Linked DNA regions of Homo sapiens: region 1 is linked to region 2. Evidence: chromatin loops called from intact Hi-C (ENCODE). Cell type or tissue: heart left ventricle. All regions are shown on one strand. Links, peaks and the distances in the headings refer to the core of each region. The heading gives the core; the rest is flanking DNA.

Region 1 (16,376 bases), core at 3,640-11,639, 61 kb before region 2:
GTGCAAAGGCCCTGAGGCAGGAACAATCTTCCAGTGTTGGAGGAATGGGAAAAAGGCCAGAGTGGCTAGAGCACAGTGTGAAAGGTAGGAGAAGAGTGTCAGAAGTGGGGGTTGGAAGGCTGGGCGCGGTGGCTCACGCCTGTAATCCTAGCACTTTGGAAGGCCGAGGCAGGCAGATCACTTGAGGTCAGGAGTTTGAGACCAGCCTGGCCAACATGGTCAAACACCGTCTCTGTTAAAAATATGAAATTTAGCCGGGAGTAGTGTCGGGTGACTGTAATCCTAAGCTACTTGGGAGGCTGAGGCAGGAGAATCGTTTGAACCCGGGAGGTGGAGACTACAGTGAGCCGAGATCGCGCCATTGCATTCCAGCCTGGGTGACAGAGAGACTCTATCTCAAAAAAAAAAAAAAAAAAGAAGAAGAAGGTGGGGATTGGAGAAGTGGCCAGAGGCCAGATCACTCAGGGTTTTTGTTTTTTTTTCTCTCTTGTTGCCCAGGCTGGAGTGCAATGGCACGACCTTGGCTCATGTAACCTCTACCTCCCGGGTTCAAGCGGTTCTCCTGCCTCAGCCTCCCAAGTAGCTGGGATTACAGGTGCCTGCCACCATGCCCCGGCTAATTTTTGTATTTTTAGTAGAGACAGGGTTTCACCATGTTGGCCAGGCTAATCTCAAACTCCTGACCTCAGGTGATCTGCCCGCCTCGGCCCACTCAGGGTCTTTTAAACCACAAGAAGACGTTCGGATTTTATTCTAAGCTTAATGGGAAGTCACTGCAGGGTTTTAGGTAGAGGAGTAACATGATCTTATTTCACTTTTTTTTTTAGAGACAGGGTCTTGCCCTGTTGCTCAGGCTAAACTACAGTGGTGATATCATGGCTCACTGCAGCCTTGACCTCCTAGGCCCAAGTGATTCTCTCGCCTCAGCCTTCCAGGTAACTGGGACTACAGGTGCACACCACCACACCCAGCTAATTTTTAAGTTTTTTGTGGAGACAGTGGTCTTGCTATGTTGCCCAGGCTGGTCTTGAGCTCCTGGGCTCAAGCGGTTTGCCCGCCTCCTCCTCCCAAAGTGCTGGGATTATAGGCATGAGCCACTGTGCCCAGCCTGACTTCATGACTTCATGTTTTTGTTGTTTTTTTTTTTTTTGAGACGGAGTCTCACTTTGCTGCCCAGGCTGAAGTGCAGTGGCATGATCTCGGCTCACTGCAACCTCTGCCTCCTGGATTCAAGCAATTCTCCTGCCTCAGCCTCCCTAGTAGCTGGCATTACAGGAATGCACCACAACACCCAGCTAATTTTTTGTATTTTTAGTAGAGACGAGGTTTCACCATGTTGGCCAGGCTGGTCTTGAACTCCTGACCTCAAGTGATCCACCCGTCTCGGCCTCCCAAAGTGCTGGGATTACAGGCGTGAGCCACCGCCCCCAGCCTCATGTTTTTTTTAAATAAGCTTTTTATTTTGGAATAGTTTTAGGTTTACTGAAATGTAGCAAAGATGGTACAAAGAGTTCCCATATGCCTTTAGGTTTCCCCTTAATGTTAACATCAACAGCCAAGGCATTGCTCATAATTATTTCCTAACACCTAAATCATAAAGAAATGGTGGATCAGGCTGGGCGTGGTGGCTCATGCCTGTAATCCCAGCACTTTGGGAAGCTGAGATGGGCGGATCGCTTGAACTCAGGAGTTTGAGAACAGCCTGGGCAACATGGCAATACCCTGTCTCTACAAAAAATACAAAAAATTAGCCGGGCTTGGTGGTGTGCACCTATAACTCCCAGCTACTCAGGAGGCTGAGGCAGAAGAATTGCTTGAGCCCCGGAGGTTGAGGCTGCAGTGAGCTGTGACTGTGCCATTGCATTCCAGCTGGGGCGACAGAGTGAGACCCTGTCTCCCCCACAAAAAAATGATGGATCATAAAATATCACATCACATATAACCCAGAGAGCATCTTCTTCAAAATAAGGTCTGATTGTGTGTATGTGTTTTGAAAGATCGGGTTTTGTTTTGTTTTGTTTCTGAGATGGAGTTTCGCTCTTGTCGTCCAGGCTGGAGTGCAATGGCGCGATCTCATCTCACTGCAACCTCCGCCTCCCAGGTTCAAGCGATTCTCCTGCCTCAGCCTCCCAAGTAGCTGGGATTACAGGCATGTGCCACCACGCACAGCAAATTTTGTATTTTTAGTAGAGACGGGGCTTCTACATGTTGATCAGGCTGGTCTCGAACTCCTGACCTCAAGTGATCCACCCACCTTGGCCTCCCAAAGTGCTAGGATTATAGGTGTGAACCACCGAGCCTGGCCAAGATCAGGTTTTACTATGGTGCCCAGGCTGGACACGAACTCCTGGACAGTTACTTCCTACCCAAGTAACTGGGACTATAGGTGCACACCTCCATGCTTAGCTCTGATTGCATTTTTTTTTTTTTTGAGACAGAGTCTTACTCTGTCACCCAGGCTGAAGTGCAATGGCATGATCTCGGCTCACTGCAACCTCCACCTCCCGGGTTCAAGCGATTCTCCCACCTCAGCCTCCCGAGCAGCTGGGATTACAGGCACCTGCCATCATGCCTGGCTAATGTTGGCCTGGCTGGTCTCGAACTCCTGACCTCAGGTGATCCTCCCACCTCGGCCTCCCAAAGTGCTGGGATTACAGGCGTGAACCACCGCGCACAGCCTACATTTTTAAAAGATTTCTTTGGTTTCCGTGAGGAGAATGGACTGTAGGTGAGAAGGAGAGGAAGCTATGAGACTAGAGAGCAGGCTGTTGAAAAATGTGGCTTTAGCCGGGAGCGGTGGCTCATGCCTGTAATCCCAGCACTTTGGGAGGCTGATGCAGGCGGATCACTTGAGGTCAGGAGTTCGAGGCCAGCCTGGCCAACATGGCGAAACTCATCTCTACATCTAATACAAAAATTAGGCGGGCATGGTGGTGGGTGCCTGTAATCCCAGCTACTCCAGAGGCTGAGGCAGGAGAATCTCTTGAACTCAGGAGACGGAGGTTGCAGTGAGCCAAGATTTCAGCACTGCACTCCAGCCTGGGTGACAGAGTGAAATTGTGTAATATATATATGTGTGTGTGTGTATATATATATATACACACATGTATATATGTATGTGTATATATGTGTATATATACACATACATACATATATATGTACATATATACACATATACACACATCTGTATGTATACACATACACACACATCTGTATGTATGTATACACATATATACATATATGTATATATGTATAAAATATAAAGTATACACATGTATAAAGTAAATGTCCATTTTATATATTTATATATATAAATATATGTATTTATGTTTATAAATGTATATATATTTATATTTATAAACGTATATATACTTATAAATGTATATATATTTATACTTATAAATGTATATATATTTATACTTGTAAATGTATATATATTTATACTTGTAAATGTATATATTTATACTTGTAAATGTATATATATTTATACTTGTAAATGTATATATGTGTGTGCGTGTGTGTGTGTGTGTATACATATATTATATATATATGGTGGCTTTACTGATTAGTCTTAGTTTTCTAATCTGCAAAATGGGGACATTATTACCCATCTCAGAATGTGATCGTGAGAATGTATCTTCCAATGTACTTAGGGTGCTAACAGGAATAATGATGACAATAACAGTGATAATAGCTGGCATTTATTGAGTGTTTTCTGTGTGCCAATCTCTATGCTCATGGCCTTTCATGCATGCTCATTTTATTTTATTTTTGAAACGAAGTCTTACTCTGTCACCCAGGGTAGAATGCAGTGGCATGATCTCCGTTCACTGCAACCTCTGCCTCCTGGGTTCAAGCGATTCTCCTGCCTCACCCTCCAGAGTATAGAGTAGCTGGGAGGACAAGCATGCACCACCACACCTGGCTAATATTTTTGTAGGCTGGTCTTGAACTCCTGACCTCAGGTGATCCACCTGCCTCGGCCTCCCAAAATTCTGGGATTACAGGCATGAGCCACCATGCCTGCCCTAATTTTTCTGATTTTTTTTTTTTTTTGTAGAGATAGGGTCTCGCTATGTTGCCCAGGCTGATGTTGAACTCCTGGGCTCAAGCGATCCTCCTGTCTCAGCCTCCCAAAGTGCTGGGATTACAGGCTTGAGCCATTGCGCCCTGCATGCATGCTCATTTTAATCTTCACACTATTTTAGGAGTTAGGTTTCGCCAAGGGAAATAATTTATAACCCAGCTGGGGAGGGCCAGAGCCAGGATTTAAACCCAGGGAATCTGATGTCACACTTCTTCCTCCAAACACAGAAGTTATGTTCTTAGGGATCAGGGAGAGCAGATTCTTTGGGATGTTCCCAGGAGCCTTCTTGGAGCAGGGGGATTTAGATGGGCTGTTCAAAACCTCTTGCACCAGCCTTGGCCTTCACAGAGCCTTCATTGTCGTTGGGTGTGTCTTTCTTTGAGAAGGCCCCAAATACACTTTCATCTGGAATTATCCAACAGTGAAACTAGGATGATTATCGCCTTGCTAAATGTTCCTTAGCATCACAAAATGACTCACTCTGTGGTCGGGAAAGAAACAAGCTATCCCAGCATCTGGAGGGTGGATCGCACTGCCATTTGGAACAAAGTCTGGCAAAGGGAGGCTCACTTTAGAGCAGGGATTGTTGACCTGGGCGCTATTGACGTTTTGGGCTAGATCGTTCTCTGTCGAGCGGGTTCTGTCCTGTGTACTACATGGTGTTTAGCGGCATCCCTGATTTCTACCCACCAGATACAAGTAGCATGCCCCTCTTCTCCAATCATGACAATAAAAGATGTCTTCTGGCCAGTGTGGTGGCTCACACCTGTAATTCCAGCATTTTGGGAGGCCAAGGTGAGAGGATTGCTTCAAGCCCAGGAGTTTGAGACTAGCCTGAACAATGTAGTGAGACCCCATTCCTTAAAAAACATGTTTTGGCTGGGCACGGTGGCTCACGCCTGTAATCGCAGCGCTTTGGGAGTCCAAGGCAGGTGGATCCCTGAGGTCAGGAGTTCGAAACCAGCCTGGCCAACATGGTGAAACCCCATCTCTACTAGAAATACAAAAATTAGCTGGGTGTGGTGGTGGACGCCTGTAGTCCCAGCTACTCAGAAGGCTGAGGCAGGAGAATCACTTGAACCTGAGAGGTGGAGGCTGCAGTGAGCTGAGACAGCACCACTGCACTCCAGCCTGGGTGACAGAGTGAGACTCCATCTCAAAAAAAAAAAAAAAAGAAAAAGAAAAAAACATTGTAATGAACTATTTAGAACTTGGAGCGAAGTATAGATTGGTAATGAAAAAAATGCAATGAACTATTTAAAGCTTAAAGTACTTGCATATAGATACCCCTCTTCACACTCCAGAGATTCCAAATGTTAACATTTGGCCATATTTGACTTAGTTTTTTTTCTTTATTTTTTTTTTAGGTAAGAAAGGAAATGAAGTATTATGGTTGACACTTTTTTTTTTTTTTTTTTTTTTGAGACGGAGTCTTGCTCTGTCGCCCAGGCTGTAGTGCAATGGTGCGATCTTGGCTCACTGTAACCTCCACCTCCCAGGTTCAAGCGATTCTCCTGCCTCAGCCGCCCAAGTAGTTGGGATTACAGGTGCCCACCACACCTGGCTAATTTTTGTATTTTTAGTAGAGACTGGGTTTCGCCATGTTGGTCAGGCTGGTCTTAAACTCCTGACCTCAAGTAATCCACCCACCTTGGCCTCCCAAAGTGCTGGGATTACAGGCGTGAGCCACCATGCCCAGTCTACTCTCTTTGAATCCCATCTCCATCCTATTCGCTTCCCCTTTCCTTCCCCAGAGGTAGCACCAGGCAGCCTAATATTGTTGTGTAGGTGACTATGTTTTCACTAGGTTACAACATCTAATAAACAAACTAACAGTCAACAAGGAAGAAAACCAACAGCCTTAACCCTCAGGGGCAGGTGGAATGAGTTTTCATAAAGCCAGATTTATTTCGTTTAAAAGACCGGCTTTGCTTCTGAGAGCAGGACATTCTGACTTTATTTATATTAAAATGTCCTTCCAAGTAAGAAAGGTGGTAATAGTGAGAGATAGCTATTTTTTAAATGTCCCATTTGGCAAAAAAAAAAAAAAAAAAAAAAAAAATCCAATCATAGGATGACGGAGAAATAACTTGCAGCATGTTTAGGCGGTGATGGAAAGGAAGGAAACTGAGCTACGTGTATCAACATGGATTCATCTCAAAGCTAATATCAATGAAGCAAAAGCCAGCTGGGGGAAGCATTTGGGCTGGATGATGCTACTTACATAAAAGTTTAAAATGGGAAAACAATGTCACATATTTAGGGCAGGGTTTTCAAACTTTTTGGGGGCCGCAATGTGCTTTAAGAAAGATATTTTAGGCGGGGCATGGTGGCTCATGCCTGTAACCCCAGCATTTTGGGAGGCCAAGGCAGGCAGATCATTTGAGGTCAGGAGTTTGATACCAGCCTGGCCAACATGGTGAAAACTGTCTCTATGAAAAATACAAAAAATTAGCTGGCACACACCTGTAATCCCAGCTACTCAGGAAGCTGAGGCAGGAGAATTGCTGGAACCTGGGAGACAGAGGTTGTGGTGAGCCAAGATCCTGGCCACTGCACTCCAGCGTAGGTGACAAAGCTAGACTCTGTCTCAAAAAAAAAAGAAAGGAAAAAAAAAGATTTTAGGCTGGGCACGGTGGCTCATACTTGTAATCCCAGCACTTTGGGAGGCCGAGATGGGAGAATGGCTTGAGGCCAGGAATTTGAGACAGGCTGGTCACAATAGTGAGATTCCATCCCTATTTTTTAAAAAAATAATATGGACCAGGCACGGTGGCTCACGCCTGTAATCCCAGCACTTTGAGAGGCCAAGGTGGGCAGATCACTTGAGGTCAGGAGTTTGAGACCAGCCTGGCCAATATGGTGAAACCCTGTCTCTGCTAAAAAGACAAAAATTAGCTGGGCATGGTGGGCGCCTGTAATCCCAACTATTCGGGAGGCTGAGGCAGGAGAATCTAAAAAAAGACACCTATTTGGAGCCCGGCAACATAGTGAAACCCTGTCTCTAAAAAAAAAAAAAAAAAAAAAAAAATTTGGCTAAAAGTAGTGGCCCACACCTGTAGTCCTAACTACTCAGGAGGCTGAGGCAGGAGGCCTTGAGCCCAGGATGTGGAGGCTGCAGTGAGCTGTGATTGTGCCACTGCACTCCAGCGTGGGCAACTGAGACCCTGTCTCAAACAACAACAACAACAACAAAAAGAATATGTCCATCCATTCACCTGTTGGCAGGCATTTGGGTTATTTCCAGTGTTTGTATTATCTATCATTTTAATGCCTGAGATAGTTTATCAAGAAATAAATATACTGTTTGAGATGGTTTCCAAAAAGAAAAGAAACAAAAAAGCAAAGGGAAAAGAAAACACAAAAAACAAACAAACAAAATAAACACATCCTGTTATAACCCCCCCAACACACACACATTATTCTGGCAATTTTCCTGGTGTCCAATCCTCAAGTCAAGTCTTCCTTGCCAGCACTCTGGAAAACTACTGAAAGCTGTTCACAGCGGAAGTTGATGATCGGCCACTGGGCAGAGAAACCAGTGGTCCCCAGAGACCATCTAAGTTTCTGCACTGACCCGGCCTTTTCTCCTAGGAAATATTGATCAAAATAAAGGGGCTACTGGCTTGACTTAGAAAGCTGTCTTTAGACAGCTGGAACTGGAACATCTAGCCTTCCAGTTCCCTTGCTGGGCATCTAAGCCCCACATTGATGATTTCTGGAATAAGTGCTTTCCACCATCCCTTCCATCTGCCCACATACTGGCCTGCACCCAACCCTGCAGGGAAGCTCCATCCAGATTTTAGGGCCCTCCAGAGCCAAGAATAGGCTTCCAGGGCCTGCTCAGGGCAAATTGTCTTTTCTGCTTATGTGTGTTCAAACTTCTTCTTCCTTCTTCCTCCTTGCCTTCTCCTCCTCCTCCTCCTCTTCTTCTTCTTCTTTGCAAGTTCTCTCTGTATTGCCCAGGCTGGAGTATAGTGGTATGATCTTGGTTCACTGCAGCCTCAACCTCCTGGGCTCAAGCAATCCTCCTACCTCAGCCTCCTAAATAGCTGAGACCACAGGCACGTGCCACTACACCCTGTAAATTTCAAAAGTTTTTTTTGTAGAGAAGGGGTCTCACTCTGTTGGCCAGGCTGGTCTCGAACTCCTGGGCTCAGGCGATCTTCCTGCCTTAGCCATCCAAACTGCTGAGATTACAGGCATGGCCTCATGTTCTTATAGCCTTGAAATTAGAATAAAATCATGGCCTTAGAGCCAGTTGGGAGACTAAGGCTAACCCTAGAGAGGCCAGAGGCTGTGAGTAGGCCCAGAGCAGGCAGCTCTCATCTCTGGCTGCCCACTCTCTGGGTTAACCTCGGAAGACCATTCTCTGCCACTTCCAAGTCTTGTTTGGCTGCATTTGGCTTGGCCAGGTTCTTGCCAGTTACATGGAATCAGACTACTGGAATCAAACTCCAGTTCTGTCCCCTTAGTGGTTGGGTGGCTTTGGGCAGGTGATGTGACATCTCCAAGCTTCAGTTTTGTCATCTATAAAGATAGTACAGAATGGAATGAAATAATGTAAGGGTGTGCTTCGCCTGCGACCAGACACATAATATGGGGATTGTATTTTCCGTATTTTCTAAAATTAGCCATGACAGTATTTCCAGTCTCACATGTTCTTCTAGAACCTTACCACTCCCCTAGCAAGAAATGGAATCTATGGTCCCTCCCCTTACCTGCGGGATGGGGTACGGTGGATGTCATGCTATGCAGCTCTGGAGACTTGGTCTCAGAAGGTAATATAGCTTCCATCCAGCTTTCCTGTTTTCTTGGGATACTTGCTCCTGGAACCCTGCTGCAGTGCTGGGAGGAGGCCAAGGTCACATGAAGAGCGTCTGCGTAGGTGACCTAGGTGACAGCCCCAGGTGAGGTCCCAGTTAACAGCCAGCATCCACCACCGTTGCACATGTGAGTGAAGAATTTTCAAATGACTCTAGCACCCTTCCAACCTCCCAGGGGATGCTGAGCAGGACAGGTTAGCTTTCCCCACAGAGTCCTGGTACAATTACAGATATATGAGCTCAATAAATAACTGGTATGGCTTTAAGCCACCAAACATCCAGGTGTTTTGTTATGCACAATAGATGAGCAGAACACGCAAAGGCCACAATCACCCTTGGTGCATCTCTCCATGCCTCTCTCTTGCTCACACTTCACACTCCCTATCCAGCAGTAAATCCAAACACATTCCAAATCCAACCCCCCCCCGCCCTTTTTTTTTTTCTCTTTGAGACAGAGTCTCACTTTGTCACCCAGGCTGGAGTGCAATGGCACAATCTCGGCTTACTGCAAGCTCCGCCTCCCAGGTTCAAGAGATTCTCCTGCCTCAGCCTCCCGAGTAGCAGGATTAAAGGTGCATGCCACGATGCCCAGCTAATTTTTGTATTTTTAGTAGAGACGGGGTTTCACCATGTTGACCAGGCTGATCTCGAACTCCTGACCTCAAGTGATCTGCCTGCCTCAGCCTCCCAAAGTGCTGGGATTACAGGTGTGAGCCACGGCGCCCGGCCTAAATCCAACCCCTTTAAGTCCAAGCCACCATCATCTCTTGCTGGGAGGACTAAATGATTTCTTCTCTTGCCTGCCTACTGTCTCTTCTCCATGCACAGCCCAGAACGATCTCAGAAACAGAAATAAGATGTCACTCCCTGCTCCAAAGGTCCAATGGCTTCTTGTCAAACTTGGAATAAAATCCAAACTCCTGACTGCGACCTACAAAAGTCAGTGCTCCAAGAAGAAGAAGGAAAAAAAAAAGCCCTGATTTATAGCTTTTGCCAATTTTCATAGTGTTAATACTCCCATCACAATCAATTTCAAGCTTACCAATTTCAGGCAGCAGCATCTGGCATCTGGCTCCCAGGAGCCAGGGGAGTCTCTGACTCATCTCCAACCTCAAACTCTTCCACCTTCTTGCTCCTGCCTTGAGCCACACTGGCCTTGCTGTGCCTGAAGCATCCCAAGCAAACCCCCATCCTAGAGCCATTCCTTCCACAGGAATGCTCTTCCCCAGCTATTTATTCCTTCATTCCATTCAGATCTCTGTTCAACTGTCACCCTGGCAGAGAGGGTTTCCCTGACCACCGGAATAAAATGCTCCCTAGCCCTCAATCCTTCCATCACACTTTTTCTTTTTGAAACAGGGTTTGGTACAGTCACCCAGACTGGAGTGCAGTGGCACGATCAGGGCTCACGGTAACCTCATCCACCCAGGCTCAAGTGATTCTGCAGCCTCGGCCTCCTGAGTAGCTGGAACCACAAGCACAGAGCACTGCACTCGGCTAATTTTAAAATTTTTGGGCCTGGCGCGGTGGCTCATGCCTGTAAACCCAGCACTTTGGGAGGCCGAGGCGGATGGAACACTTTAGGTCAGGAGTTCAAGACCAACCTGGCCAATGTGGTGAAACCCCGTGTCTACTTAAAAAAATTAGCTGGGTGTGGTGGTGCATGCCTGTAATCCCAGCTACTCGGGAGGCTGAGGCAAGAGAACCCCTTAAACCCGGGAGGCAGAGGTTGCAGTGAGCCGAGATTGCTCCATTGCACTCCAGCCTGGGCAACAAGAGTGAAAAACTGTCTCAAAAAAAAAAATTTTTTTTTTTTGTAAAGACAGAGTCTCACTATATTGTTCAGGCCGGTCTCGAACTGCTGGGCTCAAGCAATCCTCCTGTCTTTGTCTCCCAAAGTGCTGGGATTATGGGCATGAACCACTGCACCCAGCCCCCTTCCCATTTTTCTGTTTTTCTCCATGTGATTCTTCACTGCCTGACATTGTGTTATGTCTTTGATTGCCTGTTTTCTGTTTCCACGTGGGTGGGGATTTTTGTCTGCTTGCTATTCTTGCTTTTGTGCCTGGGCCCGTGCCTGGCACATACAAGGTATTCAGTAAAAAATTCTTGAATAGGCCAGGCATGGTGGCTCATGCCTGTAAATCCCAGTACTTAGGGAGGCCAAGGTGGAAGAATGGCTTCAGGCTAGGAGCTCAAGACCAGCCTAGCAACATAGTGAGACCCTGTCTCTACAAAAAAATTTAAAATTAGCCAGGTGGGGTGGGTGCACTGTAGTACCAGCTACTTACGAAGCCGAAGCAGGAGGATCGCTTGAGCCCAGAAGTCAAGGATGCGGTGAACAGTGATCATGCCGCTGCTCTCCAATTTGTGTGATAGAGTGAAACTCTGTTTCTAAAATAACAACAAAAAAAGTTGAATAAACATAAACAAATGGGCCAGGTGCAGGCTCACGCCTGTAATCCCAGCACTTTCGGAGGCCTAGGTTGACGGATCATGAGGTCAGGAGTTCGAGACCAGCCTGACCAACATGGTGAAACCCCGTCTCTACTAAAAATACAAAAATTAGCCAGGTGTGGTGGCACGTGCCTGTAATCCCAGCTACTCGGGAGGCTGAGACAGGAGAATCACTTGAACTCGAGAGGTGGAGGTTGCAGTGAGCCGAGATCACGCCACTACACTCCAGTCTGGGCAACAGAGCGAGACTCCATCTCAAAAACAAACAAACAAAAAACAACAAAAACACAACATTATAGTTGTAAAATTGGGATAATAGTTGGGGAAGAATTGAATGAAGTAATGCAGGTAAGAGCTTAACACAGCACTGGGCTCCCAGTGGGTATGCGTGGGAACCTTGCTATTCACCTCACATCACAGGCCTGGCAGGGCCTGGGAGCTGATGGCTGTTTCTAGGAGGAAGAAAGGCCATTTGTGGGCCATCTCACGGGGCAGAACAGGCCTCTCTCTGGCCCAAGAGTGCCCATCACTGCAGCCGCCGGGGCAAGGGACAGTCTCTTTTTGACTTTGCTGCTTTATAGATTAAGGAAGAGAAACCACCCGAGGGAGTTAAGGCTGGAAAAAAAAATCTTAATTATTTTGACAGTGGGAGTGGGAGAGGGAAACAAATGGCTCATTATTGATTTAATTTTCCAAAGTCCAAAATCAGCATGGCAACATCACCAAGGTAAATAAAAATTAAAAGAATAATCATCCCTCTCCTTTCATACTCATTCTATGTATTTGTTGCTGTTTATTTCTTTGTTTTGTGCTTATGTTTAAAGATAAAAACAAAATAACCTGTTGCAAGTTGGGTTTTCCAGAAGCAGGCACTGAGATGTATGACAGGCTTTGAAAATATACAATGATTTATTTATTGTTCAGTGTAAAAAGTCACGTTGCAGAGCAGTATATAAGTCATAAACCTGTTTGTGTAAAATAAAAAAGTATGAGGTGGTTATATATCCTTGTCTAGGCAGAGAAAATTTCCGGTAGGGGGCTGGGCAGAGTGGCTCACACCTGCAATCCCAGCGCTTTGGGAGGCTGAGGCAGGTTGATCGCTTGAGCCCAGGTTTTCAAGACCAGCCTGGGCAACATAGCAAGACCCTGTGCAGTGGCTCACGCCTGTAATCTCAACATAGCGAGACCTCAACAATAAAATAAAAATCTCAACAATAAAAATAAATTTAACAAAAAGAAAATTTCTGGCAGGATATACACAAAATGTCAACAGTGGGGAGTGTGGCTGGCTGGGAATAGGTGCTGGTGTTCCCCTTGTTATCTTCTATACTCTTTGAATTGTTTTAAAAGTATCAGACAGATATTACTTACATAATAAAAATTTCAGATTAAAATGTTGGTCATGATTTTTGGTCTACCTTTTAAAAATTTTTAGCAGTTTACTGTCCATGTTTGAATAATGCAAATACAATATGTGCTATGGGCTGAACTGCATCCTCCCAAAATTCCAAGGTTGAAGTCTTAACCCCTAGAACCTCAGGATGTGATTGTATTTGGAGATAAGGCCTTGGAAGAGGTGACTGAGTTAGATTGGGGTCATTAGGGTAGGCCCTAATCCAATATGAATGACGTTCTTATAAGAAGAGAGATTAGGGTCCGGGTGTGGTGGCTCATGCCTGTAATCCCAGCACTTTGGGAGGCCGAGGTGGGCAGATCATGAGGTCAGGAGAGCGAGACCATCTTGGCTAACACAGTGAAACCCCATCTCTATTTAAAAAAAAAAAATTAGCGGGGCATGGTGGCGGGTACCTGTAGTCCCAGCTACTTGGGAGGCTGAGGCAGGAGAATGGTGTGAACTGGGGAGGTGGACCTTGCTGTGAGCTGAGATCGCGCCACTGCACTCCAGCCTGGGTGACAGAGCGAAGACACATTAGGCCAGGCATGGTGGTGCATGCCTGTAATCCTAATCCCAGCACTTTGGGAGGCTGAAGCAGGAGGATTGCCTCAGCCCAGGAGTTTGAGACCAGCCTGGGCAACATGGTGAGACCCCATCTCTAAAAAAAAAAAAAAAAAAAAAATTAGCCTGGTGTGGTGATGTGTGCCTATGGCTTATGGCCCTAGCTACTCAGGTGACTAAAGAAAGAAGAAAGAAGAGAGATTAGGGGCCAGGCATGGTGGCTCACTTGAGAGTGTCACTTGAGTCTGGGAGATCAAGGCTGCAGTGAGTCATGATTGCACCACTGCACTCCAGCCTGGGTGACAGAGCAGAAAAAAAAAGAGCGATTAGAACACAGCAAACACACACAGAAGAAGACCCTGTGAAGACAGGTGGAAGACGGTCATCTAAAGCCAGGGAGAGAGCCTCAGAATGAAACTGCCCTGCTGACACCTTCGTCTTGGACTTCCAGCTTCCAGAACTGCGAGGAAATAAATTTCTGTTGCTTAAGCCACCTGGCTTGTGGTATTTTGTTGTGAAAGCTCTAGCAGACAAATATAATGTGTTAAATATTTAGAAAACATGGAAACGTGGAAAGGATGAAATCACACATAATTCTACCATCCAGCAAGACCCACAGCAAGATGCTGCTTCTGGCTCAGAGTGAAGTTGCCGGGGGCTTGGTGTCCATGCTCCTCACCTCACCACTTGCCTTCGGAAAGCTGGGGGTAGATTTAGCATCTGAAGAGCCTGCCTCCACACAAATGGGATGGCAGGGCAGTTTGGCCCTTTCAGCTTGCTATGGACTTTCTATGAAAAGGTGATGCTTCCTTCTATAAGGTCATAAAATTCCATACACCAGAGAATTTGAGTGTGACATGATTTAGAGCAGGAGATGGTAACTTTTTCTGTAAAGCTCCAGATAGAAAATATTTTTGACTTTTGCAGGCCCAGTGGTCTTTGTCATGAATACTCATCTGCCAATGTAGCATGAAAGCAGTCTTTGACAATACATCAAAGAATGAATGAGTGTGGTTGTTTCCTAATAAAACTTTATTTACAAAAATGTGGTGGGCCCATGACCCTCATCAGACGGTGCTTGCTTTAGAGCAGTGATATATTTTTAAATTTAATTTAATATTTTAATTAGAAGCAATGATTACTTTAAGGAGAAAGTATCATTGCTTTCTTTTTTTTTGTTTTGTTTTGTTTTGTTTCTGAGACAAATAAAGTTTTTTTGTTTTGTTTTGTTTTGTTTCTGAGACAGAGTCTCCCTCTGTCGCCCAGGCTGGAGTGTAGTGGTGTGATCTCAGCTCACTGCAACCTTGGCCTCCTGGGTTTAAGCGATTCTCCTGCCTCAGCCTCCTGAGTAGCTGGGACTACAGGCACCCACCACTACCACTGGCTGATTTTTGTGTTTTTAATAGCAACAGAGTTTCACCATTTTGGCCAGGCTTGTCTCAAACTCCTGACCTCAAGTGATCTGCTCACCTCGGTCTCCTGAAGTGCTGGGATTACAGGCGTGAGCCACTGCACCCAGCCTGATGCTAATAAGTTTTTGTTTTTGTTTTTGTTTTTGTTTTGAGACGGAGTCTTACTCTGTTGCCCATGTTGGAGTGAAGTGGCATGATCTCAGCTCACTGCAACATCTGCCTCCCAGGTTCAAGTGATTCTCCTGCCCCAGCCACCTCAGTAGCTGGGATTACAGGTGCCCACCACCATGCCTGGCTTTTTTTGTATTTTAGTAGAGACGGGGTTTCACCATGTTGGCCAGGCTGGTCTTCAACTCCTGACCTCAAGTGATCTGCCTGCCTCGAACTCCTAAAGTGCTGGGATTACAGGTGTGAGCCACCGCGCCTGGCCGGTAATCTCTTTTTAACAAAGAGAAAGTAGACCTCAAGTCCAGTCGTTAGAAGGTGTGAAAATACCCAGTCTGAATGTAAGAAAACTGGCCTTCAAAGTGTATATATTTACAATTATCTTCTATTTATGGCACGTGACACTGATTTTACATTTATGATTTTTTTTTTCTTTTTTTTTTTTTTTGAGACAGAATCTCACTCTGTTGCCCAGGCTGCAGTGCAGTGTCACAATCTTGGCTCACTGCAGCCTTGACCTTTGGGTCTCAAGCAATCCTTCCACCTCAGCCTCCCCAGTAGCTGGGATTACAGGTGCCCGCTACCACGCCCAGCTAATTTTTGTATTTTTAGTAGAGAAAGCGTTTCACCATGTTGGCCAGGCTAGTCTCGAACTCCTGATCTCAGGTGATCTGGCTGCCTCAGCCTCCCAAAGTGCTGGGATTACAGGCGTGAACCACTGTGCTCAGCCAGTACTCTTTATTTTTCTATTAAAAAAAATTTATTGAGCACCTGCTACCTGCCAAGCCCTATTCTAGGTGGTAAGCAACAATTAAAAATAAAAAAAAATCGGCTGGGTGCGGTGGCTCACACTTTGGGAGGCTGAGGTGGGGATATCACCTGAGGTCAGGAGTTAGACCAGCCTGGCCAACATGATGAAACCCCCATCTCTATTAAAAATACTAAAAATAGAAAAATTAGCTGGGTGTGGTGGCGGGCACCTGTAATCCCAGCTACTTGGGAAGCTGAGGCAAGAGAATCACTTGAACTAGGGAGGTGGCGGTTACAGTAAGCCGAGGTTGCACCACTGCACTCCAGCCTGGGCAACAGAGTGAGATTCCGTCTTTAAAAAAAAAAAAAAAAAAGACATTCAAGTGTGGCTTGATCCAGGAGCTCAAATGATGCTATCCGGGCTGGTCTCTGTGTGTCTCTTTCTTTCCGTCACTTAGTTTAGCTTCCTTTTGTGCTAATGCCACTCTCTCAATCAGCTGTTACCCTCTGGGTGGAAAGGTGGTTGCCAGCAGCCCCCACCATCCCACCCTCACAGGCCCAAGACCAGCAGAGAAGGGAGTTACCTTTATCTTTGCAGGAGATGAAACAAAATCCTGGGCCTGACTCTCAGTGGTCCAAATGGAGACACTAATCACTAAGGCCAGAGGCCTGCGAGGCTCTGATTGGCCATGTGCAAATCACATGACTACACTGGGTGCAGA
Region 2 (16,376 bases), core at 4,869-12,868:
TCGGCCTCCCAAAGTGCTAGGATTATAGGCATGAGCTACCATGCCCAGCCTGGAATATCTTTAAATAAATTCCAGACATCATAACACTGTAATACATATTTCTTTTTTTTTTTTTTTTGAGACAGAGTCTCACTTTGTCACCAGGCTGGAGCGCAGTGGTGTGACCTTGGCTCACTGCAACCTCCACCTCCTGGGTTCAAGTGATTCTCCTGCCTCAGCCTCCCAAGTAGCTGGGACTACAGGTGCGCACCACCACACCCACCTAATTTTTGTATTTTTAGTAGAGACGGGGTTTTGCCATGTTGGCCAGGATGGTCTCGATCTCTTGACCTCATGATCTGCCCGCCTCGGCCTCCCAAAGTGTTGGGATTATAGGCGTGAGCCACCGCACCCGGAATGCAATATGTATTTCTAACAATAAACGCATTAGAAAATATTCACAATACCATTATCATACTTAAAGAATTAACACTTCCTAAGCCGGGCGCTGTGGCTCACGCCTGTAATCCCAGCACTTTGGGAGGCTGAGAGCGGGTGGATCACCTGAGGTCGAGAGTTCAAGACCAGCCTGACCAACATGGAGAAACACCGTCTCTACTAAAAATACAAAATTAGCCAGGCATGGTGGCACATGCCTGTAATCCCAGCTACTCGGGAGGCTGAGGCAGGAGAATCGCTTGAACCTGGGAGGTGGAGGTTGCAGTGAGCCAAGATCGCACCATTGCACTCCAGCCTAGGCAACAAGAGCGAAACTCCGTCAAAAAAATAAATAAATAAAATTAAAAAACCACACTTCCTTGTTACCATCTAATATTCTATGTTCAATTTGCCCTAATGACTACAAAAATGAGGTTTTGCAGTTGGTCTGTTGAAGTCAGGATCTGAGCAAGGGCACACATTGCATTGATTGATATATACTTAGTCTCTTTCTACCCTGTGGGGGATTAATTGCCAAAAAATGGTCTCTTTCTGTATTCACGTCCTTCGCAAGGTGAAGGCGGCTTCTCTTGTTGAGGAGGAGTCTATTTTCAACCTTTGAATCTGGGCTTGGTCAGGTGACTTGCTTGGGCCAATAGAATGCAGCAGAAGTAAAAGTGAGTGCCGTCTCGGTCCCAGCCTTGATGCCTCTACGTGATTCTACATGCTTCTTGGACCCCTGCCTCAGCAAGGAGAGCAAGCCCAGGCAGCCTGCTGTGGGACAAGAGACTGTGGGCAGAAGAGCTGTGCCAGGTGAGGCTGTTCTAGGCCAGCCCATCTTCTGACCCGCCAGCTGACCACAGAACATGAGATCAGCCCAGCCCAGCTCAGCTGAACCTGGCCCAGACCAAAAGAGCCACAGCTTCTTGTGTAATAATAATTGTTATTTTAAAATCACTAAATTTGGCCAGGCGCAGTGGCTCACGCCTGTAATCCCAGCACTTTGGGAGGTCCAGGTGGTTGGATCACTTGAGCCCAGGAGTTCAGACCAGCCTGGGCAACAGGAAGAAACCCTGTGTCTACTAAAAATAGAAAAATTAGCTGGGTATGGTGGTGTGCGCCTGTGGTCTCCACTACTCAGGAGGCTGAGATGGGAGGGTCACCTGAGCCTGGGACTGGAGGTTGCCATGAGTCGAGATCTCACCATTGCACTCCAGCCTGGGCCACAGAGTGAGAACCTGTCTCAAAAAAATAAATAAATAAATAAATAAAAATAAAAAAATAGGCCAGGCGCAGTGGCTCACACCTGTAATCCCAGCACTTTGGGAGGCCAAGGTGGGCAGATCGCCTGAGGTAGGGAGTTCCAGACCAGCCTGACCAACATGGAGAAACCCTGTCTCTACTAAAAATAAAATTAGCCAGGCATGGTGGCACATGCCTCTAATCCCAGCTACTCGGGAGGCTGAGGCAGGAGAATCGCTTGAACCCTGGAGGCGGAGGTTGAGGTGAGCCGAGATTGTGTCATTGCACTCCAGCCTGGGCAACAAGAGCGAGACTCAGTCTCAAAATAAATAAAAAATAAATAAATCACTAAATTCTAGTGTAATTTATTATATAGTATTATTGTGGACAATAGATAACTGATACAAATCTACAAATTTCTTCCTGTTTTTTAAAATGTCATTTACTTGCTGAAGACCCTGGAGCCTTGTCCTTCCGTTTCCGACATTCTAGATTTTTGCTAATTACATTCCAGGTGTTATTTACTGTTAGCCTCCATATTCCTTGTAAATGGGTAGTTAATCTACAGGCTGGATTAGAGTCACATGGGGCAAGAACACTTTATAGAGATTCTTGTTCGCATCACATTAGGAAGCTCTCAATGTTTGGTTATCCCACTTGGAGTGATGTCAGGTTTGGTCAGTGGGTTCAGTGAATAATTTTAGACAAGGTTGGGACACCCAGGGGAGACTTCCTGGAGGAGTCAGGTTTGAGTTGAGCCTCTTTTTTAAAATGAATTTTATGTATTTATTTTTAAGACAGGGTCTTTTAAGACAGGATCTCTGCTCCGAGTTGAGCCTCTTTGAAAGATGGGTGGGATTTAGATAGGCAGAGAGAAGGAGGACACATCCAATGTGGGGAGGGAGGGGTGGATGGCATGAGTCAGAGAGTGTTTTGAAAATGCAGAGCAATAACCAGCAATAACCTTCTATCAGCTTCCTTTATTATCCTCTGGTATAGAGGTCAGGGCAGGAACCAGATTTTATCTCAGGTTGTAATTCTAATGGGTTGGTAATGGGTACATGGAATACTTTGTTGAGATACATTGTGAAACCACATTCTTGCTCAGTGGGAAACTTGCTGTAATTGACTGGTGGTGTCTGTCACAGATCTAGGAAGCCTTGGTGGTGGTACAATTGCTATGAATCTGCTCCAGATCAATGCCTCTGCTCCCGCCTCGGGGTCTTTGACATGGAAGCCCATAAGGAAATGAGGGCTGAAAGGGATATCTAACATGGACTGTGGCAGACCTTAGCAACATTCATTCACTTTTTTTTTTTTGAGGTGTAGTCTCACTCTGTCACCCAGACTGGAGCGCAGTGGCATGATCTCAGCTCGCTGCAACCTCCACCTCCCCAGTTCAAGCAATTCTCCTGCCTCAGCCTCCCAAGTAGCTGGGATTACAGGTGTGTGCCACCATGCAAAGCTAATTTTTGTATTTTTAGTAGAGAGGAGTTTTCACCATGTTGGCCAGGCTGGTCTAGAATTCCTGAGCTCAAGTGATCTACCCGCCTTGGCCTCCCAAAGTGCTGGGATTACTGGCATGAGGCACTGTGCCCAGCTGCTCCATTTCCTTTTAAGGAGAGCCCTGTTCCAGCTGCTGAAAGTGGTGTCCTCAGAGAGCATCCAGGTGTCAGGTCCTTGGGCTGAGCCCCTGCCTCACCTGCAGAAGGCCACCTTGCCCAAGGTCACATAAATTTCCTGGGATGTCCCACGTCTAGTAATTTTGATTAGGGGATATACAAAGGTCTGGCCATCTTGGCCCAATCTAGACAATTCTGAACAGCCATCTTAACTTCCTGTTTCCTGGTGGGGTTGGTAAATATGGTGTTGCACCTGCATTTCAGGTCAACTTCTCTCCCTACCCACTCCTGCTTCCTCTCTGCTCCTTCCCCAGGAGGTGATCTCAAGGGGGCTTCTTCAAATATCCCCTAAACACTAAATTCTATCTTAGAGTCTGCTTCCTGGGGATCCTAATGTGGGATACACATAAGTCAAACAGGAGTTTTGAGAAACAATATTTATCTTTTCTATGTGTCATGCATTCTCATATTATCTATACTATTTTATTTATTTTCATGTTGGTCATGACCCACTACATTGATTTCAGTCAGCCATGGCTTTGAAAACACCTGCCTGGGCTATGCCCGTGAAGCATGGAGGATGGTTAGCATGTCCTTTGGGCTGTCTTTGGCTGCAAGTAAAAGAGCGCCTGGCTAAACATGGATTAAATACTAGGGGTTCCTTTTTTGCATAATAGATTTGGTAATAGGTGATTTCAAAGTTAGTTCATCTCAACAGCTTCATCAATGACCTGGGTTCTTTCCATGTATTTCCTCTCTGATACCCTTGACATGTTGGCCATGTCTCCTCATAGTCACAGAATGGCTGTCGCTGCCACTGCCAGGTATCACATCCTCATACAACCACCTCTAAAGGAAGCAGGTGTGGAGAGCAGCTCCTCACACATTTATTTTATTCAGAAAAAAAAAAATTCTGCAGTTAAATTCAGAAAAAAAAAAAATTCTGCAGAAGCCCCAGGAACAGCCTTCTCCTTATGTCTCCTTGGCTAGAAGTGGGTCATTGTTTATGTCTAATGAATCTCTGCCCATCCAATACCTAAGGTTTCATTAGCAAAAACAAAAAGATGACTAGGCCGGGCACAGTGGCCCACTCCTGTAATCCCAGCACTTTGGGAGGCTGAGACGGGTGGATTACTTGAGGTCAGGAGTTCGAGACCAGTCTGGCCAACTTGGTGAAACCCCATCTCTACTAAAAATACAAAAATTAGCTGGGTGTGGCTGTGCGTGCCTGTAATCCCAGCTACTCAGGAGGCTGAGGCAGGAGGATTGCTTGAACTTGGGAGGCGGAGGTTGCAGTGAGCTGAGGTCATGTACTGCATTCCAGCCTGGGTGACAGAGCAAGACTCTGTCTCAAAAAAACAAAAAAAACAAAAAAAACCAAAGGAAATGGAGCATTTCATGCCCATCACAGTGTGTGTGTGTGTTTGTGTGTGTGTGTGTTTGTGTGTGTGTGTGTGTGTGTGTGTCACTAGATTGTGATGCAAATGTCTTCCTTATTGTGGGTCCTGGTCAGAGTGGTTTGCAAGCCCCTGGCTGGGCTGGGCTGTGCTTCTACCTGAGTTGTTTTTCTCCTAATTGCCTTGTGGGGTATAGTCACTTTTTCCAAGGCTCTGTTTGTGAGAAGCAGCCCTGCATTCATGAGGCAGCCCCCTGGCATATTTGAACACCAATGCCAGGCAGAGCTGTTGGTGCCTCCCATGCATTAAGAAATGGCAGCTGCTGCTGATGTCCCCAGATGAAAATGACTAAGGAGGGCTAAAGCCAAGCAATGTCACTGCTACCCCTGATGCATACACTCACAGGAGCCTTCTGGTTTCCAGGGTCCTCCTCTATCCTGTCTTGGCTGCCTCCTCCTTGACCCTTGGTTTCTTTCTTTCTCTGTCTCCCTTCCCAGAAGATTGTCTTCAGCAAATTGTATTTTAAGTCATGTAATGATGAGTTGGTTAGAGGCTCAGAGCTAGCTCTGCCCTTGGCAAAAATCTGGATGAACCTCTCACGCTGTTGGTTTGCAAAGCCCTCCATGTGTGGCTCTTTGCTTGTTGCCTGGAACAGCAGGGAGGGACAGGAGAGTAAGAACCTTATGGGCTGTGCTTCTGCCCTCTGGGAATGTAGGCTTGCGTGTCTGCAGAGCTCCCGTGTCAGGCTTCTTGTGTGCCCAACTGCCCTAGGGAGCGTGCTAAAAATGCAGATTCCTGGGCTGCTCCAAAAGTCCAGTGAGTGACCCGGGGATCTGTATTTTACAAAAACCAAAACTTTTCACTGACATAATTTCATCCTTAAAGAAAAGTCACAAGAATAGTTCCAAAGAGTGATGTATAGCTCATCACATTTGCTCTATCACTTCTCACTTTCCAGATATAAATATGCGTATTTTTTTTTCTGAATCATTTGAGAAGTTACAAACGTAATGCCTCTTTACCTGAGCTTACCTCCTGAGATCAAGGAAATTCTCTTACATAACTCAGCACTGAATTATGAAATTTAGGATACTTAGCATCAATGTGAATATCTAATCCACAGTACATGGTAAGTTTCCCTAATTGTCACCACCCCTTTATTTTTTAATGATCACACATTGCTTTAGTTATATTAGAACAAAAAATTCGTTCTCTTTTATTTTTTTTGAGACAGAGTCTCACTCTGTCGCCCAGGCTGAAGTGCAATGGTGTGATCTCGGCTCACTGCAACCTCTGCCTCCTGGGTTCAAGTGATTCTCATGCCTTAGCCTCCTGAGCAGCTGGGACTACAGGTGTGTGCCACTACACTCGGCTAATTGTTTTGCATTTTTATTAGAGATGGGTTTTCACCATGTTGGCCAGGCTGGGCTCGAACTCCTGGCCTCAAGTGTTCCACCCGCCTCAGCTTCCCAAAGTGCTGGGATTACAGGTATGAGCCGCCGTGCCCAGCCTATCTCTTTTAATCTGAGAGTTCTTCAGCACCCCCCCACCCCCATCATTCATGACCTTGACATTCTATTTCTTCTATCTCTTCCTCCTCCTCCTCCTCTTCCTCTTTCTCCCCTTCCCCTTCCCCTTCTCCTTCTCCTTCTTCTTCTTTTTCTTTAGAAATGGGGTCTTGCCATGGTGCCCAGGGCAGCCTGGGTTCAGGCTATCCTCCCACATTGGCCTCCGCAGACTTGGATATTTTACAAGTGTTTAGACCACTTGTTTTGTAGAATGCCCCTCAGTTTGCGTTTGTCTGGGGAACCTGTATTTTTAACATCTCCGTTGACCTTGAAACCTTTGAGAGGATTGGGCAGCCCTGTGTAAGATACACATATTTACAACTCTTACCTTTCAAGATTCAAAGGACTTGAAAAAAAGAGCTTTGCGGGGCATCAGATTTAGTTCCTCAGAGGGGTTTTGAGTTGGGGACATTTTTTTTCAAGATCCGATTTGCTCAGAATTCAAATCACAGAGATTTCTTAATTGCCTGGGTTGCTAAGCTGGCTGAGTCTTAAGGGATCCTGCTGGGCTTTTAATTTCTCTGACTTTGATCCTGTGGAAGGCGGGAGGGTTTTGGCAAGGTCGAGGAGCAGGCTGGCAGGTGGGAAGTGGAGGGCAGACAGGGGTCAAGGCTGGGCGGGGATAAAAACAGCAACGTGGCTGGGTGCAGTGGCTGTTTGTAATCCCAGGTCTTTGGGAGACGGGCAGATCAGTAAAAATACAAAAATTAGCCGGGTGTGGTGGCAGGTACCTGTAATCCCAGGTACTTGGGAGGCTGAGGCATGAGAATCGCTTGAGCCCAGGAGGCAGAGGTTGCAGTGAGCCGAGATCACGCCATTGCACTTCAGCCTGGGTGACAGAGGGAAACTGTCTCAAAACAAAAACAAAAACAAACAACAACAACAAAAACCAAAAAACAAACAAACAAAAACCTCAAAAAACAGCAACGTGTCCTCCCTGCACAATAAGTGCCAGCAATATGCTGGGCACTCTTGGCTGATCTGTCCCCCAGGACTCTCACCATTCTATTATCATTAGCTCCATTTCACAGATGAGGCGACTGAGGTTCAGAGAGGTGACATCACTTATCCCTTATTGCTTAGTTAGGAAGTGGCTGAGCTGGGATTTTGTTGTTTTTTGAGACAGGATCTCACTCTGTCACCCAGGTTGGAGTGCAGTGGTGCCAACATGGCTCACTGCAGCCTGGAACTCCTGGGCTCAGGTGATACTCTCACCTCAGCCTCCAGAGCAACTGTGACTACAGGTATGCGCCACCATACCCAGCTTATTTATTTATTTTTGGGACAGAGTCTCACTCTGTCGCCCAAGTTGGAGTGCAATGGAGTCATCTCAGTTCACTACAGCCTTGACCTCCTGGGCACAGGTGATCCTCCTGCCTCAGCCTCCCAAGTAGCTGGGACGACCCGCATGCATCACCAAGTCTGGCTAATTTTAAATTTTTTCTTGGTCAAGGCTGGTTTTGAACTTCTGGGCTCAAACAATCCTCTCATCTTGAACTCCAAAGTGTTGGGATTACAGGCATGAGCCACCACACCCAGCCTTGAGCTGGGATTTGAACCTAAGCCTGTCTGACTGCAAACAGGCTTTCACTGTGTTTGCTTAACCATTGTGGCATCCCTCTCACCAGGGATCAAATAAGGTCCAGAAAGTTCTGGAAGGAACCCAATTTCATGAATGAGAAGCACGCAATTTGACCCAAACACCAGCTTAACTGAGGCTGTGATCTGGCTGTGTTGGGGTGCGCCCCATCTGTTAGGTGGTCTTTAGACCTCACCATCTGCAGCTGAGTACATGCTGGAGCCAGATGGCTTGAGTTCGAATTGTGGCTCTGCCATTAACTAGCAGTGTGACCCTGGGCAGTCCTGGGTGTCTTCTGGTGGCCTCCCCAGATCCCTTCCCTGCCCCTTCCACTTTCTGGGCACCTGGGAGTTTGCCCTCTGCTTTTGGGTGGATTTGGCCAATTGGGAACCTGGACGGAATAGAGGGCAAGAGGGGAGGGGGCTCACGATGTTCATTTTCCCAGCTCCTTCTGGTGGGGACACCATACATTCTTCCACTGAAGGCCACGGTTTCAATCAGGCCTCTCTCCCAGCCAGGACAGCCACTGGGTCTGGTTTTGGAAGCCTCCTCTTCTAAAACACTCCCTCCTGTCTCCTTTAGGGCTGCAGTGCTAACAGCTCCCTGCTGTTTTTTTGTTTTGTTTTGTTTTGTTTTGAGATGGATCTCACTCTGTACCCCCAGGCTGGAGTGCAATGGTGTGATATCTCGGCTCACTGCAACCTCTGCCTCCTGGATACAGGCGATTCTCCTGCCTCAGCCTCCTGAGTAGCTGGGACTACAGGTACCTGCCACCATGCTTGGCTAACTTTTGTATTTTTAGTAGAGACATATCACCATGTTGGCCAGGCTGGCCTTCAACTCCTGACCTCAAGTGATCCGCCTGCCTCGGCCTCCCAAAGTGCTGGGATTACAGGCGTGAGCCACCGTGCTTGGCCCCAGTAGCTACTTTTATTGAGTGCTTACTATGAGCTGAGATTTGTGCTATACCCTTTGTATTACTCAATTCCTCCTCACAATCCTACAAGGTAGGTACAGTCACCATCCTGTTTTACAGATGAGGAAACTGAGGTTCAGGCAACTCAAGCAACTTGTTCAAGGTTACACAGCCGAGAAAACATTGAGACCCTAGGCTCAGGCTGTAGCCACTACCCTGCCTCTGCAGCATGAAGGCAAATATGTGGTCTGAATGGGAATTCATGATACAAGAGGGCAGTATTGTGTCAGCCTGGCCCTGGTTTTGGGACCTGAAACGTTTGGGGCATTTTTGGGTGGGTGGTAGGTGACAGTGAGATGTTTTGCTCTGACACATGCCCAGGGTCACCTGGTCCAATTCCTGCTCAGCTACTTCCAAGCCTTGTCACTCTGGCAAGTTCCCTAACCGCTCTGTGCCTTAACTTATCCTTCTGTAAGATGGGGATAACCACATTACCTGCCTCAGAGGTAATGTTGTGAGGGTTAAATGAATGAATGTATTAAAGAGCTCAGAGCAGCATCTGGTAAATATTTCATTACATTAATGTTAGCTATCATCATCATCATCATTGTCATCTCACCTGTTGGACAACCCATGTGTGTGTGACTGAGGAAATGGAGCATCTTTGGCGAATTCCCTCCTTCCCTTGCTGCCTGGATCTCATCTGGTGCAACTGAGCTGGTCTCTGCTGAATTATTTTACTTCTTTGTCCTCTGCAGCCAAATGGAGACCTCTCCCTGACTCTGCCTGGCCTTCAGACACTTTCAGAAGGCGGTTAACACCATCTGGCCTTGAGAATTCTGAGTCTTTATATTTCAGGATTGAGCTGAGACCTTTGTGAAACATCATCTCTGGGAGGGCCAGCCTGGGCCCAGCTCACAGACATAAGCTGTCCTCATATCCCAACTTCTCATTGACTCACACACGCACTCAGTGCTTTATTGAGCACCTAGTGTGTGTCAGTTGCTGGGCAAGGTGCCAGGGCTGTACTGTAGCAAGGAAAACAGGAGACAAGGTCCCTGCCATCATGAAGCTCATGTGCTACAGGGAGTGACAGACAGCAGGTAAGTAAACAATAACAAATGAATATATAATAGCAGAGAAAAATAACAGCAATGGAAACAAGCAAAGCAGGGGAAGAGGGTTAGACAGTGACTGGGATGGGGAGGTGGATGGTATGTGAGTATTTTAAACTCAAGGAGGTGCTTCTTCCTGGGATGCTCTGGGATATTCTGGGATACCTGAGATAGCCAGGTAAAATCCACTAGGAATTCGTTGCTGACACTGAGGCAGGAGAATAGCGTCTGCAGGCAGGGAAACTAAGGTCAGTTCATGCTGACTTCCTAGAACTAAATCAAAAGGAAAGTCCCAACTTTCCAAGCCCAAGTAACAAAAGGACCAGAGGAACAAAGGACCAGAGGCTGGACTGTGCCCAGCCTGTTCTTCCTACAATCTTTATGCAGATATAGATGAATGTGAAAACAAGAGAGTTTTAAAAAGTCTGAAAGGAGCTAGTTAGAATGTCAATAGAGGTTGCTCACAGAACTGTAAGAGGCAGAGGAGATAGAGGGTGGAACTTCGTTTCTGAGCCTGGCTGCCTGGGTTCATATCCTAGCCTTGCCACTTGCTAGCTGTGAGAAGAGGGCAAATCACTTCACCTATGTATGCCTCAGTTTCCTCATCTGTAAAATGGTGCAATAATGACATGCAGGTATGAGATTATCTTCCTATTTATAAAGCACTTCCAACAGATCTAGTACGTAATGAATCCAATCTAAGTGTTTTTTTCTAACTGTGTTGAAACAAGTGGGCATGAAAAGATTCCTTTTCCACCCTGAGCTACAGATTGAGAAGTTTTTGGGGCTGGGTTCTGCTACCTGTATTAAATATATTTTTTTAAATTAAAAACCTTTTGTTATAGAAAATGTTGAACATACATGAAAGTAGAGAGAATGTTACCTTTTTTTCTAAATTGAGATGGAGTCTCGCTCTGTCGCCCAGGCTGCAGTGCAGTGGCGCGATCTCGGCTCACTCCAAGCTCCGCCTCCCAGGTTCACGCCATTCTCCTGCCTCAGCCTCCCGAGTAGCTGGGACTACAGGCGCCCGCCACCACACCTGGCTAACTTTTGTTTTTGTATTTTTAGTAGAGACGGGGTTTCACCGTGTTAGCCAGGGTGGTCTCGATCTCCCGACCTTGTGATCCACCCGCCTCGGCCTCCCAAAGTGCTGGGATGAGCCACCCACTACAGGCGCCCACCACCACGCCCGGCTAATTCTTTGTATTTTTAGTAGAGATGGGGTTTCACAGTGTTAGCAAGGATGGTCTAGATCTCCTGACCTCATGATCTGCCCGCCTTGGCCTCCCAAAGTGCTGGGATTACAGGCGTGAGCCACCGCGCCCGGCCAGGTGTTTGTTTTTATCCTCCTATTTTTTCCATTTCTAGCACTTTCCATATCTGTAAAATAGGATTAATAATAGTACCTATCTCATAGGGTTATTGTGAGAATTAAATGAATTAATGCTTATAAAATGCTTATAAAATGTTAAAAAACACGGCCTCCCAAAGTGCTGGCATGAGCCACCATGCCCGGCCACAATTTTTTATTTTGTTTCTTTTCTTTTAAGACAGAGTCTTGCTCTGTCGCCCAGGCTGGAGTACAGTGGCACCATCTCAGCTCACTGCAACCTCTGCCTCCTAGATTCAAGTGATCCTCCTGTCTCAGCCTCCCGAGTAGCTGGGACTGCAGGCATGTGCCACCATGCTCCACTAATTTTTTGTATTTTTAGTAGAGATGGGGTTTAACCATGTTGGCCAGGCTGGTCTTGAACTCCTGACCTCAAGTGCTCCATCTGCCTTGGCCTTCCAAAGTGCTGGGATTACAGGCATGAGCCACTGCACCTGGCCTATTTTTTTATTTTCTTGAGACATGGTCTCCCTCTTTTACCTAGGCTGGAGTGCAGTGGCACGATCATGGCTCAGTCACCTCAAACACCTGGGCTCATGGGATCCTCCCACCTCAGCCACCTGAGTAGCTCAGACTATGGGTGTGCACTACTGCACCCAGCTAATTTTCTAATTTCTTTTGTAGAGACGGGGTCTTGCTATGTTGCCAGGGCTGTTCTTGAATTCCTAGGCTCAAGAGATCCTCTTGCCTCAGCTTCCCAAACTGCTGGAATTATAGGCATGAGCCACCTTCCTTGGCTCAGAATATTATAATTAACCTTTGTACACCCATTGTTCATGTCAATGATTAGCAACTCATGGTGACACCTGCATTTTTAACAAGGCCCTGGTGCACACTACATCTTGAGAAACCCCCAGTGGAATTCCAGGACGCTCCTGAGGCTGTTACTGGAAAGGGGTCCCGATCCAGACTCCAAGAGAGGGTTCTTGGATCTCTCGGAAGAAAGAAGTCGAGTGAGTCCATAGAGTAAAGTGAAAGCAAGTTTATTAGGAAAGTAAGGGATAAAAGAATGGCTACTCCATAGACAGAGCAGCCCTGAGGGCTGTTAGTGGCCCTATTTTTATGGTTATTTCTTGATGATATGCTAAACAAGGGGTGGATTATTCATGCCTCCCCTTTTTAGATCATATACGGTAACTTCCTGACATTGTCATGGCATTTATAAACTGTCATGATGCTGGTGGGAGCGTAGCAGTGAGGACGACCAGAGGTCAAGTCTTGTTGCCATCTTGGTTTTGGTGGGTTTTAGCCGGCTTCTTTATTGCAAACTGTTTTATCAGCCAGGTCTTTATGACCTGTATCTGCCTACCTCCTATCTCATCCTGTGACTTAGAATACCTTAACCATCTAGGAATGCAGCCCGGTAGGTCTCAGCCTCATTTTACTCAGCCCCTATTCAAGATGGAGTTGCTCTGGTTCACATCCCTCTCACAAGGCCTGTTGGATACATGTTAGTTTGTTGGGATTTTGCTAGACAAATTGCTAATCTTGAAATCAGAAAAGATGATAACAAAAAACTTTTTTTCTCTCCCAAGAAAAATTTTGTCTGCTCCTAAGAAGAGGATTTTCTGTCCAAGTTCAGTGGACGAGAGCACCAGACACCCCCTGGAAAGACTCAAGATTCCAGCCCTGTCCTGTGGTCCCTTCAACTGACAGCAACCACTCACTCCCCAGCCCCACTTACTATCAAGGGAGCCCAGGGCCTGCTTCACCCAGGCCCTGGGAACAAGATTTGAGAAGCAAATGAATTGTGTGAGTTAATTCAAGGGCCACCTTTGGCTCCCTTAGCAGCACAAATTGTCCCTGAGGACATTGACTCGATTCTTGGATACAAAGGGAGATACGAATTTACCTTTGACTGCTCTCTGGGCATTAAAGCTGGTCTTGAATGTTTTCTCTGGGCGGTTCCCTGTCATTAGGGAGGTGCCCACATTTACCAAATCAACGAGCCCGATTTCACCTGGTCACACCCTTCCTTGGCACAGAAAACAGTGACTTCTTTTTCCTCCTGCTAATTTGCTGTCAAGATGTTCTACTAATCATCATCATAATTACTAATATTCACTGCCCACTTAGTAAGCTCTTTATACCCATTAACTCAATTCATTCTTGCAACGACCTTGTGAGGTGAAACTATTGTTACCCACAGATCACAGAAGAGGACACCGAGGCCTACAGAACTGTGGCAAAGACTGCTCCATGTTCCCAACATCCATTTTTTTCCCTCTTTCAAAGTAAAAGAAATCCAATTTTACTAGGGAACATGGCTGTCCAGAATTCCCAGCCTCCTTTGTGGGTAAGTGTGGCCATGGGACTCTGGTATGGGCTAAGGATGTCGGGGGAAGAGTCCCGCAGTGGTTCTGAAACACTCTCTCTAAGAGGTCACTGCTTCTTCATCCCTTCTTTTATTCTGGCATCTGGAACTTGAAGGCCACCATCTTGAACTGCGACGTAGGAGTGCCCTGAATGGAGGTGCATCTGGCTGGGAGGATACCATTGACCACCATAACCAGGCCTAGTTAAGAAAGAAATAAGCTTCTTCCTTCTTTATTCTTCCTTTTTCCTCCTCCTCCTCCTCCTTCTTCTTCTCCTTCTACTTCTCCTTCTTCTTCTTCTCCCCGTTCCCCTCCCCTTCCCTTTCCCCCTCCTTCCCCCTCCCTCCTCCTCTCCCCCTCCTCTTCTTCTTTCTTCTTCTCCCTCTCCTCTCCCCTTCCTTTCCCCCTCTCCCTCCCTCCCCCTCCTCCTCCCCTCTCCCCAGTCCCCTCCTTCTTCTTCTTCTTCCTCTTTCTTCTTCTTCCCTCTCTCCCCTCCCCTTCCCTTTCCCCCTCCCCTTCCCTCCCCCTGTCCCTCCCCCTCACCCCCTCCTTCTCTCCCCTCTCCCTTTATCCTCCTTCCCCTCCTCCTCCTCCTTCTTCGTCTTCTTCCCCTTTCTTCTTCTTCTCCCTCTCCCTCTCCCCCTCCCCTTCCCTCTCTCCATCCCCTTCCCTCTCCCCCTCCCCTTCCCTCTCCCCCTCCCCTCTCCCCTCCCTCTTCCCTCCCTCTCTAGCTCCCCTTTTTCCTCTCCCCTTCCCTTTCTCCTTCTCCCCCTCCCCCTCCACCTTCTTCTTTCTTCTTCTTCTCCTTCTCCTTCTCCTTCTTCCTCTTCTTCTTTTTCGGTAGAGATGAGTTCTCACTGTGTTGCCCAGGCTGGTCTTGAACTCCTGGACTCAAGGGATCCTCCTGCCTTGGCCTCCCAATGTGCTAGGATTACAGGCGTGGGCCACTGTGCCCAGCCTCTTCTTTCTTCTCAAAGCTTTACATTTTTATTTATTGAGTCAAACCTCAATACCAAACATGGTGACAGAATTGGGACTTGAATCTACATCTGTGTGACTCTTAACTAACCTATCTGCAATTGTAGGGGTATATTGTATAACCCTGTAGGATTCAGAAAACCCTTGTCCAAGGCGTTATCTCACATGGTCTCAGATATCAATTCACTTTTGAGTAAGGAGTCTGTTTTTTTTGTTTTTGTTTTTTTGAGACAGAGTTTGCTCTGCTGCCAGGCTGGAGTGCAGTGGCGCAATCTTGGCCCTCCACCTCCTGGGCTCAAGTGATTCTCCTGCTTCAGCCTCCCGAGTAGCTGGGATTACAGGTGTGTGCCACCAAGCCCGGCTAATTTTTGTATATTTAGTAGAGACTGGGTTTCACCATGTTGGCCAGTCTGGTCTCGAACTCCTGGGCTCAAGCGATCCGCCCTCCTTGGCCTCCCAAAGTGCTGGGATTACAAGCATGAGCCACCACGCCTGGCCAGAAGTGTGTACTCTAAATGGGTGAATTGCAATGTATGGGAATTATATGCCAATAAAGCTGTTAAAAAAAAATAGTGCTGAGGTTGAGAAGCCCAGAACTAGGAGGTATTAATTTGAGAGAAGAAACTTGGGGGATCAAGTGAGGGGACAGGTTAGGCAGGCTAAGGAGTTTTATCTTTGTCACCACTGATGGGTGACAAGACTGGTGGACTCACCCCTGGAGATGCATTCATATTTCAAGGTTGTTTGGGCACCTACCTTGTGCTGGGCATTTTCATGTATAGCATTCTGTATCATCCTCACGATGAATCTGCAGTTAGGTCTGGCCAGCTCATTGTGGAGATGAGTAGCTGAGGCTCAGAGAGGTTTGGCGACTTGACCAAAGCTGCACAGCTGGGGTCTGAACATGTTTGGACCCTGTGGCTTTCTATGCTGCGCCCTGACTCTCACTGAGGGCTGTGGACCAGCTGGTGGCAGGGGGGTCACCTTGCCTCTGCTCTCTCCTGTTACAGCCCTGGTTGCAGCTTGAGTCCTGGAAATGCCCCCAGGAGACCCTTCTCAGAGTGCTGATGTCATCCCTGGGCTGGGGTGCAGCTGGCATCTGGATGGGGGTTGGTTGCTTAGCAATGTAGATGCAGATTCTGCCCTGAGCAGAGGGAACCATCTTATAGTCTTGGCTGCGGGAACTTCAAGGAGAACAGCCCCAGGAGGGCCTTGGGAACCTGGGGCCTGTTCTGAGTTGGGAGGACTGGAAACAGCTTTGTCCCTGGGCTGGACTGGACAGGGAGAGCCCTCCTTAAGGGGGTGATTGAGCTTTAGAGGACAGAAAAGGAGAACCATGAGGCCTGGGTTGATCATAGTGATATTGTTATTATAACCACAGCTACCTTTCGTGAGCACCACCTGCACTATGCCAGGTACTGCGCTAACGTGCCTTAATTCCATCATCCTCCCTGAGCCCCTTGCTATAGGTTACTATTAGCATCCCCTTTGCAAAGAAGGAAGCCAGGGCTTATACGGGTTAATTGACTTGCCTGTAGCCAGAAAGTGGAGCACCTGGGACCTGAACCCCAGCTTCTCTAACACCCTGGATCACCTCACATTGCAGCTCTGACTGGGCACCTGGTGGAGAGACTTCACCATGTGTCTCCAAGGTCCTGTGTGGTCTGTTCTACTCTCTCTGTGGCTCTCCTTTGCCAGCTCCAGACATCATGTCCTTGCTTCATTTCTGGAAACACTCAGACCTCCTTCCAGCTACGGGGCCTTTGCACTTGCTGGTTCGTCTGCTCAGGGTGCTCTTTCATCCCTCTAGTCACGTGGTTTGCACTGACTCATCCTG

The links. Peaks named below come from ENCODE experiments on the same cell type or tissue, not always from the same donor. Only the 100,000 strongest peaks of a DNase experiment are listed, where the experiment ranks them.
Region 1: a loop joins it to region 2, with 2.0 times the contacts of the local background. A loop is called at or near these places in 33 of 110 quality-filtered maps.

The regions. Positions count from the first base shown.
Region 1 is chr12:110,746,729-110,763,104 of GRCh38, forward strand. No RefSeq gene overlaps it. Among named protein-coding and RNA genes, the nearest start is that of PPP1CC, 12 kb to the left of the region's middle. In heart left ventricle, for the core only: no CTCF peak of the experiment used is centred there; no DNase peak of the experiment used is centred there; H3K27ac peaks cover 1,923 bases.
Region 2 is chr12:110,806,695-110,823,070 of GRCh38, forward strand. No RefSeq gene overlaps it. Among named protein-coding and RNA genes, the nearest start is that of CCDC63, 32 kb to the right of the region's middle. RefSeq lists a cis regulatory region at 925-1,188 and enhancers at 2,499-3,000, 6,921-7,420. In heart left ventricle, for the core only: no CTCF peak of the experiment used is centred there; no DNase peak of the experiment used is centred there.